Regions from separate parts of the Homo sapiens genome. Here region 2 is linked to region 1. A link is a loop called in an ENCODE intact Hi-C map of the cell type or tissue named here. Cell type or tissue: endothelial cell of umbilical vein. All regions are shown on one strand. Each heading gives the region's core, and the rest is flanking DNA. Links, peaks and the distances in the headings are about the cores only. Region 1 has its middle 38 kb from the start of PDC. Region 2 has its middle 100 kb from the start of PTGS2.

Region 1 (10,858 bases), core at 2,575-7,574:
TATCCTTCTGCCCCACTACCTAACGTGTACCCTTCAATGGTCTTTCACAGCCTTTAAATAAGGTGCAAATTCTTTGACTTGGCTTATAAAGCCCTCCTTGATCTGGACCTTGCCTTCCTATCCAGACTCAGCTCCTACCACTAGTTCCCTCAAATGTGATGTGCCAGTAATATGGATCTTCATTCTTTCTTTACACTCATTGTGCTTTCTAGTCTTATGTCTTACATATGTTTCCTCTCCTTAAAACTCATTGGCCCTCCTCCCTCCACTGCCCTTGACTACCCCTCCCCTTCTACTCTTTACCTGCCTAAGTCTAACTCCCCATTCAGCTCTTAATATATATTTTACTCCCTGCAGATGGCCCTGAACTTCTAGGATAGATTCCACTGTTTCCAAGCAACCCAACATCTGTATTTTTGAACATTAATCTGACTTATAATTAAATTATTGTAAAGTACTATTTGTCTGACTTCCAGGAGGGCAGAGATGAGTGTGGCTTGTTCACTTCTGGCTGTCCAGCAATGAGCACAACACTGGAAATGAGGGGAATGCTCAATAAATATTGAATGAATGAATGAATGGTTACCTGATGGGTAAAGTTTCTAGTTTTGCCTACCTAGTTCCCTTTCCCCATTCTCAGACCCTGCAAATACTGAAGCTTAGGTGAGTTAAAAGGCAGAGAATTTACGATGTGAGTCAAATTTGAGTAGACAAACTTTTCTGAATAAAATGGCATGAGAAATGCTAACGAGGTTAATCTTCAGTGAGAAATCGTTGATTGTCTTAGATGCTCTGACGTGAAGCCAGTTCATACTGAAGGCTTCTGTTCCTCCCCCTTTCATCCTGAGGATTCAAATCCCTGTGCTTTGCTTATAGTCATTGTTTACATAGTCCATCTAGATATATTTTTCCTTTTTAAAATTATATAAATCCTTCTCTCTTGTGCCTTCCATGGCATCTTATGTATTGAAAGTAAACCTTTGCTAATGACAGTATACTATCTGCTGTCCACTTCATATGGCAAACCTGGTCATTTGTCTGGAATGAAAGTTTTGTCTCTACAAACTTATATGCCAAGCATGTCAATTACCCTTGATTCATTCCACACTCATTCATCGCCCTTCTCAAAATAGCTCTTAGAAACTCACTCTTCTCATAAGTAAATAGAAGAATTCCAAGAAGTGGAATGAAACAGGGAAGAGAATTCAAGTGAAGCATGATCATAAAACACCCACACATCAACAACATACTATTACTCCCTCCGATACACATGATCATTGTCTCTTAAAAGCAAAACAAACAAAAACAAAAAGTCCAGGTTAACTGTCCTTAAAATAATGTCTCAGAAATCCTACCATTGTTTTCCCAGAAATATTTCTGTCATAGAGTCTGATAAATTCGACATTACTTTTCATTGTAAATATGAATAAAATATCACTGCTATACATTGAGACAAAAATCTTTGTTACTTCTATTTTAATTAAAATGTCATTAATGTTTAATAAGAAAAATTATATATGCTACTTACATATCTTACATACCCTAAATAACAGGATAACCCATGTAACTTTTTTAAATGTTAAAGGGAATAATTCAATGCAAAAAAAAAAAAAAAACATTGTGACCAAAAAAGAGAATGGACATGAATGCCTAATGAGCCAAAAGTATATCCTATGGCTCAAAAAGTAACTAGAAAAACCCTAAATTAACAATGATACATCAGAAAAATACAAATAAACTCAGTAAAATCTCAAATATAGCTAAAACAATAACTAAACTGAACAGTTAAGAATTGTGAAACATTAAGCTAAAGGCATTTCTATGTGCACCACACTAGTGATCTATATTGAGAACGTAATATCCCAAGATAAAGGAATTTTTATACCTGAACATTCACACTTAGTAACAGAATTTACTAGCTGGAAACAGACAAGATGATAAGCTAAAACTTGTATGAAAGTTACATGGAATTGTGGGACTATTGAAAAGTTCAAACCACTATATTCAGCCTCTCCTTTTAATGGACTTTTCTATTTCAGAGTAGACAAATGGCTCTAATTCTCCATTCATCAGAAAAAAATTCAGGAATTAAGGTCATTATTCTTATGAACTCCCAATTTAGAGAACATGTGCTTCCAATCTTCTAATATGGGGAGATTTCTGCCAGTGTTTCCAGAAAAAAAAATTATATGCACATGTAATTGTTCATACTGTCTTACACTGTTTATAACCCACTCATTTCCTCTTTTCACTCTTAGCTCTGTTCTAGCCATGAGCATATGTTACTAATAGCTCAGTACCATGTTATGCTTTTTTTTGGCTAGGGCATCTTTTCTTGCCATGGGCCTCAATCAAAACCAGAAGTCTTTCCAGTCACCTGGCAAATGGCAAAAGCAGGATACACAGGTGGGTATATGCTCATTCCAAGGCATATCAAGTGTTGGGACTCTTTCTCAGTGGTACAAGGCCCAAAGTATTGTAAATTGTTTTTCCCTTTGGTGGGGATACCTTGACATCTTCCAGATGTTCTCTTAGTGTTACAGCAGAATCTAGTATCAAGGTTGTCTGGCCTTCCTTTCATTCAAGGGAATCTGATCCTGTAAACAAGTAATTTTAGGAATTGGCTAAGGGATCTGATCACGACTTTTTTCTTTTCATGGCTTAAGGCTTGTTTGTTAGACCTGGAGTTTTTGTTTCTTTTATGTTATGTGGTTGCTCTACTCCCAATTTTTTCCTAGGGAACTCATCCACAATCAATTAGAAGGAGGCAGATAGTTTTTCCAGGCAGGCCAGTCTGATGATCATGCCAAACCACTGCCTGTGATGTGAAGGTCTTGCCTGCTCTGTCCCACTCCCATGGTACTGCTCACTGTAAATTAAGTATTTCATAACAGAATTTCTGGACTAGAGAGAACAGTATTTTAAACAGATGTATTCAAACAGTTGTTTTAAAGATACTTGTGTTTTCTTCAATATGTATTTCAGGTGTTTGCTGAATAGGCTATCCTCTAGACCCTTTAGATTTGACTATGTCTATAATTTCTAAAGTTAAACATTTCTATTATTCTAACATGTCAACTTTCTTTGACACCTGAATGCATTTGCATGTTTCAATTTGTGTGTGTGTGTTAACTAAGACAAAAATAACTGTTACAATCAACTTAGCTAGTCTATTTTATACAGAATCTCTGGTACATTAACCACATTGACAAATTCAGTAAAACTAAAATCATGCTGCACTCTCCTTGGCCAAGCGTCCATAAAATCTATTCCCACATATATTTTCCACTTTAGGATTAACAAACATTGGCATTTTCCTGCTTGCCATTCTTTTGTTGTGCAAAATTTCATTTTCCAAGATTGATTTTGGACTCTGGGGCATGTCAGGGTATAATTCTAATTAATGATTTATGGATGAAAATATGTGGGGCATGAGCAAGACTGTTGACTTTTTTCTCAATGTGAACTCCCTCAGATGAAGCTACATGGGCATGTACCAGCATGAAAACAAACTAGCTTTCTGAATAACAAAGAAGTGTCATTTTCTGTCAAGAAAGGCTCAGTGGGGACTTAGAGGGGTTTGGGGGTTTGAATTACTCTGATGCCTCGGGTTTACTTTTTCCTAATTGATGCACTAACTTTCATGTAAGAAATATAGCAAATTCTGATAGTAGTCATTTTTGCTGTGCACCAAAAATTTTCAATTCTTATACCGGATGGAATTGTACATTCTTGCCCCCTTGAAATTACTAAAGTACATATGACTTGCTTTAGCCAAAGATATATGAGCAAATGTGACCTCTCTCACTTCCTTTAGATGCCTTAAGAGCCAGTGCACAATTCCTCACACTTCCTTTCTTTCCCTTTGCCACAATGACCAGCAATGCCCCAGATAGTCACTGCTGCACCAGGCTGGGTCCTGCAGTAAGGATGATGCAGAGCAGAACTGCCAACCAACCTGCAATGGATACGCAGTACAAGTGAGAAATAAATTCTTAAGTTTTAAGCCACTGACATCATGGAGTTATTTTGTTACTACAGTGTAACCCAGCTCATCCTGACTGATATGACTGTGAATTCAACTGGTGATTAAACACTGAGTTTAAATCTTGGCTCTCTCAGTTCAGTATGTACAAGATATAGGAGATATTTTCAACAACTTTACATAAAGTCCCTACGTTTACATCCATTTTTTAAAATGATATTTTAATATCTTGGGCTTATCATTTTTTTTGCTTTTATTCTTCCAATGCCATCAGAAGGAGCCTCCTTACACTGCTGTTTTTGAATTCCTCACAACCATTATGTTATTTCATGGTAGAACTAGTCTAAGCCTTCAAACTTTATCTTTTAGATATTTTTTCCCAAGTGACTGTAGGTGATAACTCGCCTAGCCTCATTATCACAGGGCATCATATTTGATATCTCACCCTTCCCTCAGGATCTTTGTCCTGAGATTCCTCATCACGATGTCCCTTGCTTAAAAGCAGCAGAAACTGACTTTACTGTAAACAAAAGAGAGTCTATTAGAAGGATATGGGCCTCTCAGAGAAGACAGGAAGTTAGGGGACCAGAATTGATATGGGAAAGAAACCAAGGGAACTCTGGAAGACAAGGGAAAAAGAAGCAGGAGATAATAACTATCTTAGAGCTGCAATAGCGGTTGCTTTCATGAAAGACTTTTGGCTGTTCTCTCTGTCCTTGTATCACTTGCTCAGACCTCAAAGCCTTGGGGAAAACTTTCCAATTAGTGGAGCTTAAATCACAAGCTTACCAACTAGCATTTCAAAGAAGTGGGAAAGAATTGTTCTGACCCATTAAAGTTACAGGCAGAGGTGGGCCTGAAATTCCCTCCTAACACAATTATACACAATGGGAGAAAGGTAAATCCTCAACTAAATCAGTTCTACTAGAAAGAAGAATAGATGCTAATCAACACCACCACCAAAAAAAGATAGTTGTTTGCTAGAAAGTGAGAAAAGGAGAGAGTAATATGGTCCTTAACAAAAGAGAGTTTTATAGCTTCCTTATGTTATTAGGTTATTATAAGAACACAGGAAGTATTCACTTATCAAATGCATTTCTTTCATGCAGGGTCATGTAGTTGAAGACACTTTAGAATAATACAAACCTTAATTCAAACCAGGGTCTGTCATTAAGTGGATGCTTTGGGGCAAGTTCCTTAACCTTTTTGCATCTGTTACCCCGAGAGTTGTCTAGGGGATTCTGAGTTAATATGTATAGAATGCCTGACACGTATCCTGCACTAAATAAACATTAGTTTTCATCCCCTGTGTATTATTAGTCAGGGTTTGTCAGAGGAACAGAACTAATAGAATGTGTGTGTGTGTGTGTGTGTGTGTGGTGTGTACCATAGATAGATAGATAGACAGATAGATAGATTTATTTTATATATAAAGAGATTTATTTTTAAGGAATTGGCTCACTGAGAATAGAGGCTAAAAGCCCAAAATCTACAGGGCGGGCCAGTAGAGACCCAGAGAAGGGCCAGTGCTACAATTCAAGTCCAAAGGCCATCAAGCTAAAGACTTAGGAGGGAGCCAGTATTGTAGTTCAAATATAAAAGTAGCTACTTGCAGAATTCCATCTTGCTCAGGGGAGGTGAGTCATATGTTCTATTCACGCCAACAACTGATTAGATATGGGCCACCTTTATCATGGAGGGCAATCTGCTTTACTCAAAGTTCACAAACTTAAACATTAATCTCATCCCAAAACACCCTTATAGAAATATCCAGAATAATTTGTGACTACATATCTGAGTACTGTGGCACAGCAAGTTGACATATAAAATAAGCCATCTCACCCTAAGAGATGTTATTATTCCACAAAATAGTCTGTCTTTTTCTGGATTCAGCAAAGCACTTCATATTCTGTTAAAACTAGTTGGGAAAAAGGTGCCTGAGACTGGACCTATTGTAGTGATAGGGGTGGCAGGCGTGAGATATGAAATAGCAGTTCCCAGAGGTCAAGTACTCAAGTTTTAGAAAAGGCTCACTCTCAAGGAGTCCTTTGCTATAGCAAGAAAAAGGTATGGCTAGACTCCAAAGAAAATGGTAATATCACCAACACCAACTTCTATCAGCAAATTTTTAACCTGATTTAAAAAAAAAATGAGCTCATTATCTGCAAGCTTGTGACTGAAGAAAACAAATGGCTTTAGGTAACATGGCACATACCAAGAGATGAACAAATATTTACAAACAAGATTCTCATGAAACACGTTCCCCAGGCTGAAAAAGCAGGTAGGGTTCACAAGAGGCTCCTGGATGACCGCTGTAGTTGGACTGTGTCTCCCAAATTTCATGTGTTGGAAACTTAATCCGCAATGTGACAGTGTTGAAAGGTACGACCTGTAAGAGGTTACTGGATCATGAGGGCTCTTTCCTCATGAATAGATTAATGCATTCATGGATTAATGAATTAGTGAGTTATCATGGGGGAGGAGCTGGAGGCTTTCAAAGAAAAGGAAGAGAGATCACAGCAAGCGCATTAGCACATGCCTCCCTATTGCCATGTGATGCTCGGGATTCTTCATGGTACCCACCAGAAAGAAGGCGCTCAACAGATGCACTCTCTCAACCTTGGACTTCTCAGGTTTCATAACTGTCAGAAATACATTTCTTTTCTTTATAAATTACCCAGTTTCAGGTCTGTTATAAACCACAGAAAATGGTCTCATAAAATGACTATGCTGAGGCCACTAGTGCTTTAAGAAGCAGCTACAGGCCAAGAAGGAAAAGATTATCCAGACCTTGTCCAAAAAGACAGAGATTAAGAAATAAATCTCCTCCTCTTTTATCTGTACCTAGTGGCTTCATCAACAACAGATGATATTTAGAAAAAAAAAAACCCAAGCTTTTATCGGGGGGAAATGATTAAGGCAAAGAAACAAAATATCTAAGAAATTTAATAATATAAGTGATCAAAATAATACCACTAAATGAAAATTAATGTAATATTTGAATTTAACCATATGAAATTGCTATTTTTTTTTTTACCAGTTTTAACTTATGAAAATGGCAATTTCTTATGCTTCTGTTTAATATAAGAATAAGAGGCCAGGTGCCATGGCTCGTACCTGTAATCCCAGCACTTTGGGAGGCCTAAGCAAGCGGATCCCCTGAGGTCAGGAGTTCAAGACCAGCCCGGCCAATGTGGCAAAACCCCGTCTCTAATAAAAATACAAAAATTAGCCAGTGTGGTGGCAGGCGCCTGTCATCCCAGCTACTCGGGAGCCTGAGGCATGAGAATCACTTGAAACCTGGAGGCGGAGGTTGCAGTGAGCTGAGATCCTGCCACTGCATTCCAGCCTGGGAGATAGAGTGAAACTCTCTCAAAAAATAAATAAATAAATAAATAAATAAATAAATAAATAAATAAATAAAAAGAGTCAACGCCGGCACAGTGGCTCACTCCTATAATCCCAGCACTTTGGGAGGCTGAAGCAGGCAGATCACTTGAGCCCAGGAGTTAGAGACCAGCCTGGCCAACATGGCAAAACCCTGTCTCTACTGAAAATACAAAAATTAGCTGGGCATGGTGGCACACACCTGTAATCTCAGCTACTCGGGAGGCTGAGGCACAAAAATCACTTGAACTTTGCAGGCGCAGGTTGCAGTGAGCCGAGATTGCACCACTGCACTCTAACCTGGTAAGAGTAAGACCCTGTCTCAAAAAAAAAAAAAAAAAAAAAGAAAAGGGTTAAGAGTCAAGATGAAGCAAACAGGCAAATCCTGTCCTGTAAGTTATATCATCATTCCAAGTCCAAGGGAATATAGTCGATAATTGTGAAAGGGAAGCAGAATTAAATATTTTAAATGCTGACAATTCAATAATATAAAATCATGGCCTTGAAATCTACTAGAGCTAGTAGAACAACTAAATATGATGCTGATGCAGAATGTAATGTGTATCAGACACATTTCTACAATAGAAAGAACTGCTCTCCTTTCTCTTATAAGCAGGGAAGATGGTTTGGCATGGCAAGAACAAGACTCTTTGTGGGCTTGGGGATTAGGGATTGGGGGAGAATAACATATGTTTGTGTATGTATATGTAGGTGTAAATGTGTGTGCATTTGTACATATAGATATAGGAGTATGTATATTTATGTGCATAGATGTGTATGTGTGTAGGTGTGTGTGAAGTAAAATTTTCCAGTCATAATGTGAACAAGATTCTAAAGAAGAGAAATCTTATGCCTCATTACCTCATTCCTGGAGGTCTACATGATATCCTAAGGTCTCCTAAGGACACAAAAGGCAGTTGCAGAATTTAGTTTCTTTCTTCCGAATAGGAAATAGCATGAAGTCTGAACCAAGTCCATTTTCCTCCTTTCACCTTCTCCTTGCCAGTTCTTCACTCCTTCTTTTCCTATCTCCCTTTCAAGAAATATGGGAGCAGGTAAAACCTCACATAAGGGAGGTTCTGGCTGCCCTGTTGCTCCTGATCCAGTCAATTAATGATTTTTGGATGTTCTCCATTGACCTATGACTTATTCTAAAAAGTGATGCACTGGTTTCCCATAGTTCATGGAACCAATTTAACTGTTTTGCTTGTCTAGCTTTGCTTTTAGTTTTTCTCAGTTAAATAAGGAGGCTTACTATGTAAGTTGTTATATTAATCAAGTGGATAAAATAATAATTAATTTACAAAGCCTAAAAGCTTGAATCTAAGGAATTCTTAAATGCCACATCTGTTTTATGATAGTAGAAGATAAAAAAAAATTTTTGAAAGAAAAAAACCCATCATGTTTCCCCAAAGCACTTATTATCTAGGCTTCTACTTCACAAAGATCTGTTAAGCTTTGCAGGTATCATTCACATACCTAAAGATTAGATTTGGGAAAGTAAAGGATGACCAAAGTCCAAGAAAAAATCCTTGATCTGGATAATTCTACAATGTTTTGGAAGCAGTACAAAGAAAAACGCATAATCCTGCTGTTGGACTACAATGCCCAGGAAATGAGTCCGATGACAGCTTTCATCACCTCATTTTCAATTCATGTTATTAGAGAATATTTTACAAAAATAATTTTGAATTAATTCAAGGTATAATAAATTCAAAAGAGGCAAATTTATATTTATTTCAACAAGTATTTAGCATCTACTAAATGCCAACTACTATCAGAGAAAGAAAATTAGTATAAGAGAGTAAAGCTTTAAGGAGTTAAAATGTTTTCTGGGAAGTAGAAACTCCAATTTTGGTAGCAGCCCTATAAAACCTTGGTTCACAAAGTTCCACCAAAGCTAGACATTCCAACATACTTAACTCATGGCTTTTGAGACTGCTTTAAAAATACCTATGCTAGAAACATGAACACACCTACAAAAGTAAGGAGGAAGTACCCATCAAAGAAACCTTGTGGGCCCTTACTTAGGTTTCACAAATATTGGAAAAAACAACCACCTTAAGTTCAGGGAGGACAGAAATGAGTGTTCTCTGAACTAGTTTGTCTCAACAAGCATGCATTTCAACCCCCAACTTGTGGGGGTTCCTGTGGTCATCATGACCCTGGATCCTAGATCAGGATCCTAGATCAGGATCCTGAGATCACTCAGCCCAACACTGCCTCCCCAGAAATCAGTCCCCTTTGGCATAACTACACTAGCCGTACTTGATTCTACTACTACTACTACTACCGGTTTCAGAACATGATGAGTTGTCCAGTAGATTCTTTTCCCCTCTCATTTCACAGATTTCTAACACAGCACGCCATTCTATTCTAATGGGCATGCATTGTTGGAAATTTAACACTGGAGGCTAGGCACTCCAGTTCATGCTTGTAATCCCAGCAGTTTGGGAGGCCAAGGTGGGTGGATCACCTGAGCTGGGGAGTTTGAGACCAGCCTGGGCAACATGTCGAGACCCCATCTCTACAAAAAATACAAAAAATTAGCTGGGGATGGCGGCATGTACCTGTGGTGCCAGCTACTTGGGAGGCTGAGGTGGGAGGATTGCTTGAGCCAGGGAGGTGGAGGTTGCAGTGAGCTGAGATCACACCATTGCGCTCCAACCTGGGTGAAAGAGTGAGACCCTGTCTCAAAAAAAAAAAAAAAGAAAAAAGAAGAAAAAGAAAATTTGACACTGGATGTAAAGAAATAGAGATGGCTTGCTTCTCTTATCAGCGAAACTATGTTTTTATCCCCTGAATAAATAGAACAAATGAAACCAAAGATTTGGCTTTTATCCTTGGTAGCACTACATATAAGGGAGAATATATGCATGTGTGTGTATTTATATACATTTATATGCATATTTATATACATATAAATACAAATATATATTTCATAGATATTTGTTTCATACACATACACACACACACACACACACACACACACATAAATAACAACTCAAGGAAAATTAGAGGACCAAAAAATAATAACATCGTGTTGAATAAAAAGTCCTATGGGAAAGAAGGCAAAAGAATGGCCAAAATTCTATGAAATGAATATAAGAAGCCTTCCTGAAGGAAGGGAAGTACATTCACGATAGAGAACATGGGATGTGCAAGAAGGCATGGAAATAGCATTTATTAAGTTTTAGGTCACCTTAATTTTTACATTCTTAACAATATAGCAGTTCCATAATAATATAATAAATTCTGGGAAAGGGTATTTATTTACCTACATTTTATTATGATTTGATAGAGAAGGAAAATAGGTATCATACAGATACGGAAAAAAAATTTCTGTAGTAGTCTGGATTATGAAAGCTAGATTTTAAATGAAATCAATATTGTCAACATGTAAGTCTAAACTCGCATAAATGTCACTTAAACTTATAGCATTGGCACAACCTTAATTTGAGAAAAATGTTTGGAGTTTCCCTTTTG
Region 2 (10,858 bases), core at 3,335-8,334, 77 kb before region 1:
TCATAACTGTTATACCCATGTGACTATCATTAGAATACATGAGTGCGTTTAAGCTTGCAAAAATAGGTATGTTATTATTGTCTATTTTATTGTGTAAAGTGGCCTATCAAAGTGTTCTGTCATGTTTTTGTATGTTTCTCAAATCCCGTTATAAAAATGTCAATAAATATCCTTCAAATTATTTTTTTCCAGAATTACATACTCAGGACTTTGATCTTTTGGGATGCCAACATTCAGGATTATGGCTTTCAAGATTATGTTTTTTGAGATTATGATCAGCTCCCAATATATGGTGACATTTTCATGGTTATGATGGTTTAATAGGTTCATCCATATTTCAAAATTTATCAAATTATACACTTTAAATCTGTTCAGCTTATTACATGTAAAGTATGCCTTCATAAGGCTTTAAACAATGGCTGAGGATAACAAATTTGGCCAAACATGGAGAGCTATTTTCTGCCATCATACTACCCATCTAAGGAAAGCACAGAAGTTTTGGGACTCCATAAAAGCTTTTCCCCCATTTATTATCACATAACCCCAATTTTTTAATAAATCACTCCAGATATTCCCTGAACCCCAGTGGCCAGTGGCAGGAATGGTGGCTGTTGGCCAAGCAGTACCAGGCAATGCCTCACTTGGGGCACTGGCTCATGGAGAGGTCATGGTAGGAGAGAGATGTAGTAACCGTGGTCAAAGGAAATCACCAAGCACATGAATAAAACACAGGACTACAGTTCACCAAAGTACATTTTTATTTTCAAATACTTCTCCACAGTCTGCAAGAAAAGCTTATGCTCAACTAAGTGATAAACTTATTCCTAAAATAATTAACCTATTTGGTGAACAGTCATGAGCCCCTTCTGCATTGGAAGCTATTTACTCTAAAGGAGCTGTTCCATGCAGATTGGCACATCATTCAGTAAAACACAGATTACAGTGGGACTGTCTCCAGAAAATCTTGCATTGGAGGCTCTTCTTAGTTATTTTAGCTGAAGATGTAAGAGATAAACATCCATATACCTTTGTGCCAAAGGAAGGTTTTAGCGAATTACTTTTGTTCAAATGTCGTCCTGAAAAAAACTGCTGTGCCTTTGCTGCCTAGACTGATTTCTGTGATAAAATAATTGCTGGTCCATTCAGATGATGAAGGTTTGAAAGAGGATTGAACGTAATGGTACACCTAAGTGTCATTGGTTAGTCCTTCTCTAAATGATCACCTGAAATTACTGCTTACAAGTCCTTCCAAGAAACTAATGGATAATAAATTCAAAGAGCCAGTTGCTAGTGAATTACAAAAGCTGGAGCAGCATGATGGAAATGGAAGTGCCGTCATCATCAAATCTAAAATTCCAACATATTGCTTCACATACTATTGAATAAGAGAGCCAGCAATTATCTTACCACCTGGTGACAGGTGTTAAACAGTGCCCATCTTCATTCAGTTCAGTATATTCTTTTGTAAATCACAGCCGCTATTCATTATTTACTAGATTAAAATGAGTATACACAATCCCACTGAATCATAGTAAAATTATTCATCAACAAAAAAGAACAGTTAACAATGGTAAGCTATTAGAAGAAGTTCTATAATAGTAAAGTATTATGGGGATTATTTTTTATATTTTTATCACTTATGCAAAAAACCATGACTGAGGTTATAAGATCAGATGTCTTTCTGTTTTCTAGTGTGACTTATTTATAATATCCTTCTTGCAATCAATGTCTAGCTTGCACTCATCTTTATAGATATTTTGTGCTTACTTGGGTTTTATATTTATCAAGGCTATAGGAACTTAAAACATTTGTGAATTCACTACTAGTTATCTTTTGTAAATATGTATTCTACAGTGCAGAATTCTGCATTTTCTGGGACAAAAATTTTCCTCCCAGAGTAATTCATTCAAGAAAAATTTTAAAATGTATACATTTTCTTATAAGTTTATTGTTTTATTACAACTTGTTAAAAGTGTCTGAACTTTAGGTGTTAATTCTATTTAAATAAATGTTATTTTTGTATATTCTAGCCCCAAAATACAAATTTTAAGAGATATTCAGAAATTAAAAGTTTCACATTCAAAAAAATCACCTAAGCAATGAATAGAGCCTAGAGATTGAAGATGACTTACATAGTAAGGCTTTCATTATTGTCCACACCAAAACAATGTGCAGCTGGCAGTTCTTGGGTTGGGAACTTGGGAGCTGGAAAAAATTCATCATAAACAAGCATCATGGGAAACCAACATGTCCTTGAAAAGGTAGTCCTTCCTTGAAACCTGCCAGCCAAACAGATAATGCTGTTCTCTGGGCCAAAAATTGGTCAGTTCCATGCCCTGTCTAGTCACAGAGATGGGAATGAGAAGCCCCTAAGGGCTCAGTACTCCTACTGCCATCAATCAAATGGGAGGGCACAAAGGTCAGCTTTCTTGAGCATATTGGGGGTGGTGACTGATGCATACTTTGTGGTTCTACCAGATGGTGGAGGTAAAATGGGCTTGGCCATAACTCTGGCAATAGTTTGGGGTAGGTTATAAAGTACAACATAGCTACACATTGCTACTCACATAACTGAAACGTATAGGGTATCTCCCCACTGTGAACATTTGGATGTATGAGATTCAATTCAGGCTGAAGCCTCCTCATGGAGACTTTCCTCCAGGGTTGCCGCACTGAACAGGAAAGTGCACATATCCTACACATCTAAGGCCTTTCTGTTATGTGATTTGGCAGGTGTGTACTGAAGTGATTCCTTTGGGTAATGGATTTCGCGCATTCACTACACTCATAAAGGCTTTCTCCAGGATGTACTTTCTCATGTCAACTTAGTGTTGATCTAGTGATAGAAGACTTTCTGCTTTCACTACACTCGTAAGGCCTGTCTCCAGTGAGGGCTCTCTGATGGCAATGGAAGGTAGAGGCACAGGTAAAAGATTTCCCACATTCACCACAGTCATAAGGTCTTTCTCTCTCTAGTGACTCATGAGGTCATATTTTCCTCTAAATGATTTCTCACATTCCCCTCCCTCAACAGGCTTAACACCTGTGTGAACATTCTGGTAGTTGAAAGAGACCAGTACCTTCTCTACAGGATTTCCTACATTCACTGCATTCAAAGGGCTTTTCTCAAGTGTGAACTGTCCAATGTTCGCTGAGGTTAGAACTATGGTGAGATGTGCCACATTCACAGCACTCATGAGGTTGTGCTCCTGTGTGAACTTTGTGGTTTTCAGCAAGGAGATTTCTTTGGGTAAAAGATTTCCCATATTCTCTGCACTTGTTAACACCTTGTGCCAGTATGATTTCTCCAGTGTTGACTGAAGGTGGAGCTTTGTCTGAAGGATTTTCCACATTTGCTACACACATAAAGGCTTTCACCATTGTTGACTCTGTGATGCATGAGTGAGGATTTGTAGCTGAATTCCTTCCCACGTCTACTGCACACAAAATGCCGTCTTCCAGGGTGGACATCCTGCTCCTGAGCAAGTGTGTGTTTGCAGCTAAAGGCACTATCCCCATGTAGAATGACTTTTCCACTGTAAAAGTAGGCCGTGAACTAGATGATTATGACTGATTTCTCCCCATTGTGAGTGGTCTGCTGCTGGGGATAGCCCAAGGTGCCCTGAAAGTCTTCCCTAACCTCCCTTACCTACACCATGTTGCAGGTAAAGGGCTTCTGTGACTCACTGAATGTGCAGATCTTCCCTGTCCAAAATGATTCTGGAAGAATTTTCTCCCATTTGCTGTTTCTGGTGCTGTTGAAGTTTTGCCCTGAAATAAAATTATTTCATACATGTCCCACACATGCACAGTGTCTGAATGAGTTGTGTTCCTGGGTGTTTAGTCAAGTGGAATATGTCTCTCAAGATCAAACTACACATAGCATAGGGCTGGATGTTCTCGGAAGAAAAACCTGCCTTGGCAGTCCTGGCCTGTAACAAATATAGAGAAACACTCAGTTCAAAGGGTGCCTCTGTATCCTCTGCTCCACTCCAGCCACCTGAGCTGGGACCGCCAGCCTGGCTGCCACCATTGAACTTCATGGCCAGAGCAAGGCCAGGAGCCACAGGCGACCACTGTGGGGGCCTGGGTACAAGGGTGCCTATCCTGGCCCTGGCACATGTCACCTTGGACAGTGGACAGTGCTACCAAGCCTCAGATCTGCCTCTACAGCAGAACAATTCCTCTTGTGCCTTCACAATGGTTAATTTTAGAATTGAGCATTTCATCTGCATTAAAGCAAAGTCAACATCTACAAATATTGCTTTGGATTTCTACCTCTTGGATGTAGAATTTAGATTTTCTTTAACCTATCAAGTCTACGGTATGGATACCACAATATAATATTAGTAAAATCAACTGAATCTCAAATTTTAATCCAGAAGTAGAGAGTTGAAAGAGTAAGGAGGCCAGAGAAAACAAGATTAGATCAAGTTACCTGAATTACTTTCAAAGTGATGTAATGCAAGCGTGCTGGGAAAAGTGCCAAGGTATGAAATTGAAATAAGCAGGTAAATGTCATGGTATTAAAGTCCTTTGTATGCCAGATGTATTAGAAAAGCATTGAAGAGCTACTGAAAAATGTTGAGCAGGGACTGATACAGACAGCTTGCAGAGTAGAAAGGCAATCCTGGAAGCAGTGTATTGTGGATGTTGGGCTAAGAGTAGTGAGGAGAAGAGTGGGTGAAGGTTGATGGTATCACTGCACTCGAGGAAGCTAATAAACAAGATATTTAATAAGGAAAGCCTGAATTAAGGCAATGATATCAGCAACAGAAAGTTGGATCAGATTTGGTAAATAATTAGCTATATAAATACATAACTATATTTATTAGCACCTATACATATGGTTCCTCTATTTAAAAAACAAAACAAAACTCTGTTAATTACTCATGTGACCTTTACCTTCCTTCCTTACTGTACCCTCACAAACATCTCAATTCCTCTCTGTCACTCCCCACACATTCTTTTTCTTTTTTTTTTTCAGGGTCTCTCTCTCTATGTCACCCAGGCTGGAGTGCAGCGGCGCAATCACCACTCACTGCAACCTCTGCCTCCTGGACACAAGTGATCCTCCCACCTCAGCTTCCCAGGTAGCTGGCACTAAAGGCCCATGCCACCATGCCCAGCTAATTTGTATTTTTAGTAGAGAAGGGGTTTCAGGCCGGGCGCAGTGGCTCATGCCTGTAATCCTGGCACTTTGGGAGGCTGAGGCAGTTAGATCACCTGAGGTCAGGAGTTTGAGACCAGCCTGGCCAAAATGGTGAAACTCTGCCTCTATTAAAAATTAGCCAGGCATGGTGATGCACACCTATAATCCTAGCTACTCAGGAGACTGAGGCAGGAGAATCTCTTGAACCCAGGGGCAGAGGTTGCAGTGAACCAAGATGGCACCACTTCACTCCAACCTGGGCGAAAGAACAAAACTCCATCAAAAAAAAAAAAAGAGAGAGAAGGAGTTTCACCATGTTGCCCAGGTTGGTCTTCAACTCCTGACATGCATTCTTTTTTTGTGTTCTTGGCTTCAAATTCTTCCCAGGATGTTAACATTACCACTTAGCCACCATGATGTCAGGAAGACTACAAGCTCTTTGAGAATTGAAGCCAAGATTTGCTTGTTCACCACCCAAATGTCTGGCAATAGTGTCCAGCATACAGTAAGTACTCCGTATATTTTTGCTGAATAAATAAGTAGTTGGCTTCCCTTTAGCTACATTTGGAAGGTCTACTATGTCTGCTAGAGTTCTTTGTTGCTAGGTACAGAAACCATCTCTGAGGAGACAATGAGAAATGAAGACTTCGGGGTTGTAATAAGGAAAGCGGGTAAAGGTTGTATAGCTAATCAGCAAGGTTTTTAACTAAGCAATAGGGAATGTATTGGAAGGTCAATAGGAGATACAGAATCTATAGAAAGGCTGGCACAAACACAGGAAACAAAACAAATCTTTGAAGGCAAAAATATAAGAACTACAAAACTTTCTTGGTTAGAGCATTAAGACATCACCAATGAAATAAATACATTCTCTTTGTCACTTTGTTTGAGATCAAATTACAAGGTAATAACATCTAATTGGCACAATTTGTGTGAAATACCTAACTATAATTAAGGCTAAAACTCTATCACCAAGAACATAGCCCAGACAGTGAAGTCTCTGTGAGTACTTGTTCAGTTTTCAAAAGTTGCTGAACCTTTAGTTAGGACAGATCATGTGATTTCTGTCCAGCTGGATTATATCCAAGGGGAAAAGGTTAATTCACTAAAAGCAAATCTCATGTCAGAAGTAGAACAAGATATAAGGCAGCCAAAAAACCAATAAATATTTGCCACATCTAAAAAATGCTAAGAATACAGTAGGTTTTACCACATTCTGAATACTCAGGAAATCCTGTAATTAATGTTGTGTAATCCAACAGCATTTTAAAAAAGGAAGTGGCCAAGATAAAATTATATTTAACAATAAAATTGGGATGCTAAACCATGATTTCTTCCCCTTTTCCCTATCTCCTTATTTCCTACTTTCTGCAAAGTTGAAGTAATGTGGCTTCTGGGATACTACTTATGTGCCTTGCTTTTTTATTACTATTTGCAGCTGTTTATAAATTCCTCTTTTTTATTCCCCATTCTTTTCCTTCCTCCTTGGAAAGCAACAAAGAGATTATTTTCTAATGTGATAATAATCTTTCTTATGTTATTATTTTTCTGCTTCCTTGCTTCACTCTGGAATTCATCTCCTTCCCTGATTTAACCCAGCCCCAGAGTCTTAACATTCAGAGTATAACATCATTAAACATTTCCTCAACTGAGTCATGTAAATAAGGATAGCATTTACTATTAAAGTTTAACAATTTGCTAATATGAAACCTTTGGGCTGGGCGTGGTGGTTCATGCCTGTAATCCCAGCACTTTGGGAGGTTGAGGTGGGCAGATCATGAGGTCAGGGGTTCAAGCCTGACCAACATGGTGAAACCCCATCTCTACTAAAAACACAAAAATTAGCCAGATGTGGTGGTGCACGTCTCTAGTCCTAGCCACTCAGGAGGCTGAGGCAGGAGAATCACTCGAACCTGGGATGGGGAGGTTGCAGTGAGCCAAGATCCTGCCACTGCATTCCAGCCTGGGTGACAGAGCAAGACTCCATCTCAAAAAAAAAAAAAAAAAACACCCTTACCTTTTGCTAGATCCACATAAAACAGGATATGATAGAATGCTGTGAAGAGTGAAATGCTTTCTTCACAAAAGTAAAAATACATTATATTATTTTAACATATTATTTATATGGTGTTGGCATGATAGCCATGAGGTTTATCCAAAGCCTTGCAATTACTGATTATTATAAGGCCATCTCTAACTTGTTGAAAATAACATGAGAGGAAATGACAAAACTCATAATGATATCCATATTCAGAGTATTTTTTTTTTCAGGAAAAGCTCTGATGAATAATTATTAAAAGCAGGTGTGATGAGGTAAATTTCAGACTATAAAACTCTGGACAGAGTGAAAGGGATGCAGTCATGGTTTAAGGGTGGAAGTGTTGCCCACGTAGTTTCCTTGAATGATAAGGAGAATTTGATGCTTCCAATAAATCAGAATGATAGAGAATCTTATCTCAGAAGAGTAAAAAGAGTAAAATGTAGCAACATTGAAATTTTTATGTACCTCAGACACTTTTAATGGCTTGTGTGACTGCAGTACAGCAAAGCAGTGAAGGGTTAGACAAACTTAGGTTAAATTCTTGCTCTACTATTAAGAGTGTGGCTTTAAGTAAGGTTTCGCATTTAATTCTCAGTCTTGACATGGAAATAATGCTTTCTTTACAGAGTTGCTGAAGGAATTAATCACACAATATGTGTAAAGCTCATTAAACAGTTACTGACACGAAAGAAGTTATTAATATGTCAACTGAATATTTGTTTACAGAATACTATTCATAGAGACACCCAATGATGGTGCAACCTAACACCAAAGACACAGAAGAACCTGCTAAATGCAAAGATAAAACTTTCTGTAGTGCAACACTGAAATAAAATACATAGATTTAAAAAGCCATTTTTTTTTTACCCAAGCTATAATTTCTGTAAAATTTCTAGGAAATACATTAACTGTTTATTATGAGTCTCTCCTGATTTGGCTAAAAGGGAAGTGACATTATCCACTTTTCTATTTAAGTTGAGTCTATGAAGATAATTATATATCCAGATTTTGTGTGTGTGTGTGTGTGTGTGAAATGGTCTCACTCTGTCAGCCAGGCTGGAGTGCAGTTGTGCAATCATAATTCACTGCATCCTCCAACTCCCGGGCTCAAGCAATCCTCCCGCCTCAACCTCTTGAGTAGCTAGGCCTACAGGAACACAGCACTATGCCAGTCTAATTTTTTATTTTTATTTTTGTAGAGACAGAGTCTCACTATGTTGCCCAGGCTGGTCTCAATCTCTTGACTTCAAGTCATCCTCCTGCCTCAACCTCCCAATGCACTGGAATTATAGGTGTGAGCCACCACGCCTGGCCTACATCTAAATTTTTAAAAATATAGCAGTGGAGCATTTCTCCAGAAAAAAATAAAGATAGAAAAAAGGCCATAAAAATAATAATGAAATAGCATTTCTCTGTCTTTGGCCCTCAGCCATAAATGTTGGGATTCCAGATTCTCCCAACTTGTTCTTGAAGGCATCTGAGTTTATCATATTTATGCTTCACAATTGGCTCTCTGGTACCACAAGGCTTTCTCCCCTTCACCTCCTTGGTTACGGTTGTGTTATCCCTGAGTGTGACATTCTGTCCTGTTTCTTCTCTTTTCCAGGTGTTGTGTCTGTTCCACAACTCAACCTGCTCCAAAAGCAAACACAATGCAGAAATTTCCCTTAACCCACAGCACTGCCATACTCTGTTGCATAGGATAGAAAGGAGGGTTGCCTTGTCGTCTCAAGTTCTTAAATCTCTCTCCCCCGCCCTCTCTTTTTTTACTATCCCCTCTTTTGGGGCTCTGACACAAATCTCTGGGGACAACAGTAAAATAAAGGGGCAAGCCGAGGAGCACATCCCCAGCTTTCCTGAAAATTACCCTTCCATTATGACACTGACCCTTTAACTTGGGACTAACTCACACTCTTCTCTCAGAATGAGTTCTGTTCTGAATGGTTCCTCAGTCACTTATAGAAAATGACTCCTTTGAGGCTTCCTGTCCCAGTCTTACAGATGAACACAAACATATCTGAATCCAAGAGATAGGCTCCACAATCTAAGATTCCTACATCATATGAAAGAGGAAACGCTCCTCAAAATATAGCATAGGAGATCTAGTGTGTCCCCTCCACTCTGCCACTGAGTATACTCTTGCAAAACATACCGACAAGCCCTCATTGCCTGATCCACTGGGCCTTTTACATTTTCATTTGCTTGACCTTGGTGCTGTATATCTGGCACCATCATTGCAATTTTGTTTTTCCTTGCCTTTGCCAAAGCCAATCTCTCCTGCTTTTCTTTCTAGTTTCACTGTTTCTCAGACAAAGGTAATAATTTCTATGTCTCTCTTTCTAGCCATGATTATTACAGGTAAAATATTCATTATCATATTCCTAACTGCCTTTTGTATATGTAAACCTGGGTGGTCTCAAAACATGTCAATCTGACATGCTCAAAACCAGCTTCTCTTCCTTCCTGTCTCATATTAGTATTGTCATGCATCTACTTCTCTGTTTAAGGGCCTCACACTTCAACTTTTATTTCACTCCCAACATCAAACTTCTAACATCAATTATTACATTATGCTGATTGTATCTCTAAAGTACCTCTGAAGTACAAGCCTTCTTGTTAATTCTATTGTTGTAGCCCTAGTTTGGCCACTCATAGTTTATCAAATAATCAACAATGAGTTTTGCCCAGTATCTTCCCATTCAGGTATTCTTCACAGTAAACCCAACATTACCTCTAAAACCACATCAATTTGTGTCATTCTTCTGGTTCAAAACCTTTACTAAAACTTTCCATTGCTCATGGCCTTTTACAATCTGTTTCCAACCAATCTTTCCACCATCATATCACTCAAGGTTTTTATATCTCATTAAAAAAGCCCATCCATCATTTCCTGAGCATACTATTCACTTTTATATTTCCCTGCCTTTCATTATGCTACTAACTGTCTTGGAATATCTCCTTCCCTTTCTCTGTTACACATCTTTCAGAAGTATATAGTCAATTAATATTTGTGTTAATTGATTTAAAATATTAGTTTCCTTAAAACAATGGCTTACTTAGGATTTTCTGTAAACTGAATCTATTTAAAGGACCTGGACTTATATATTAAATGTCAGGTTAAAAAATAAATATGGGCCAGGCGCAGTGCCTCACGCCTGTAATCCTAGCACTTTGGAAGACTGAGGCAGGTGGATCACTTGAGGTTAGGAGTTCGAGACCAGCCTGGCCAACATGGTGAAACTCCGTCTCTACTAAAAATAGAAGAAAAAAAAAAAATTAGCCAGGCGTGGTTGCAGGAGCCTGTAATCCCAGCTACTCAGGAAGCTGAGGCAGGAGTATTGCTTGAACCCTGGAGGCGGAAGCTGCAGTGAGCCAAGACTGCACCACTGCACTCCAACCTGGGCAAAAGAGCGAGACTCCATCTCGAAAATGAATAAATAAATAAATAAATAATAAATATGAATTTTCTATGGCTATCAGAACATCATAAATTAGATACAATGCCTATGATTTAACCCAACAATTAAATTATTTGTGTCTAGATGAAATAAGTATAATTATTTTGGTTATAGTAACTGAAACTGAGTGACTAGTGAATTAAAAAGGGGACTATAGCGTAAGTAGTAAATTGTCTCACTGAACACAAGGACAGAATACAGCTTCCT

What was found. Hi-C counts contacts between places; a loop is a spot of excess contacts. Peaks named below come from ENCODE experiments on the same cell type or tissue, not always from the same donor. Only the 100,000 strongest peaks of a DNase experiment are listed, where the experiment ranks them.
Region 2: it touches region 1 in a loop (3-fold over the local background); 6 of 110 quality-filtered maps call a loop at or near these places.

Annotation. Positions count from the first base shown.
Region 1 is chr1:186,493,644-186,504,501 of GRCh38, reverse strand. No RefSeq gene overlaps it. Among named protein-coding and RNA genes, the nearest start is that of PDC, 38 kb to the right of the region's middle. In endothelial cell of umbilical vein, for the core only: no CTCF peak of the experiment used is centred there; DNase peaks (open chromatin) are centred at 5,341 and 5,651; H3K27ac peaks cover 1,421 bases.
Region 2 is chr1:186,571,022-186,581,879 of GRCh38, reverse strand. It overlaps the pseudogene LOC100131939. Among named protein-coding and RNA genes, the nearest start is that of PTGS2, 100 kb to the left of the region's middle. In endothelial cell of umbilical vein, for the core only: no CTCF peak of the experiment used is centred there; DNase peaks (open chromatin) are centred at 6,249 and 6,709; H3K27ac peaks cover 858 bases.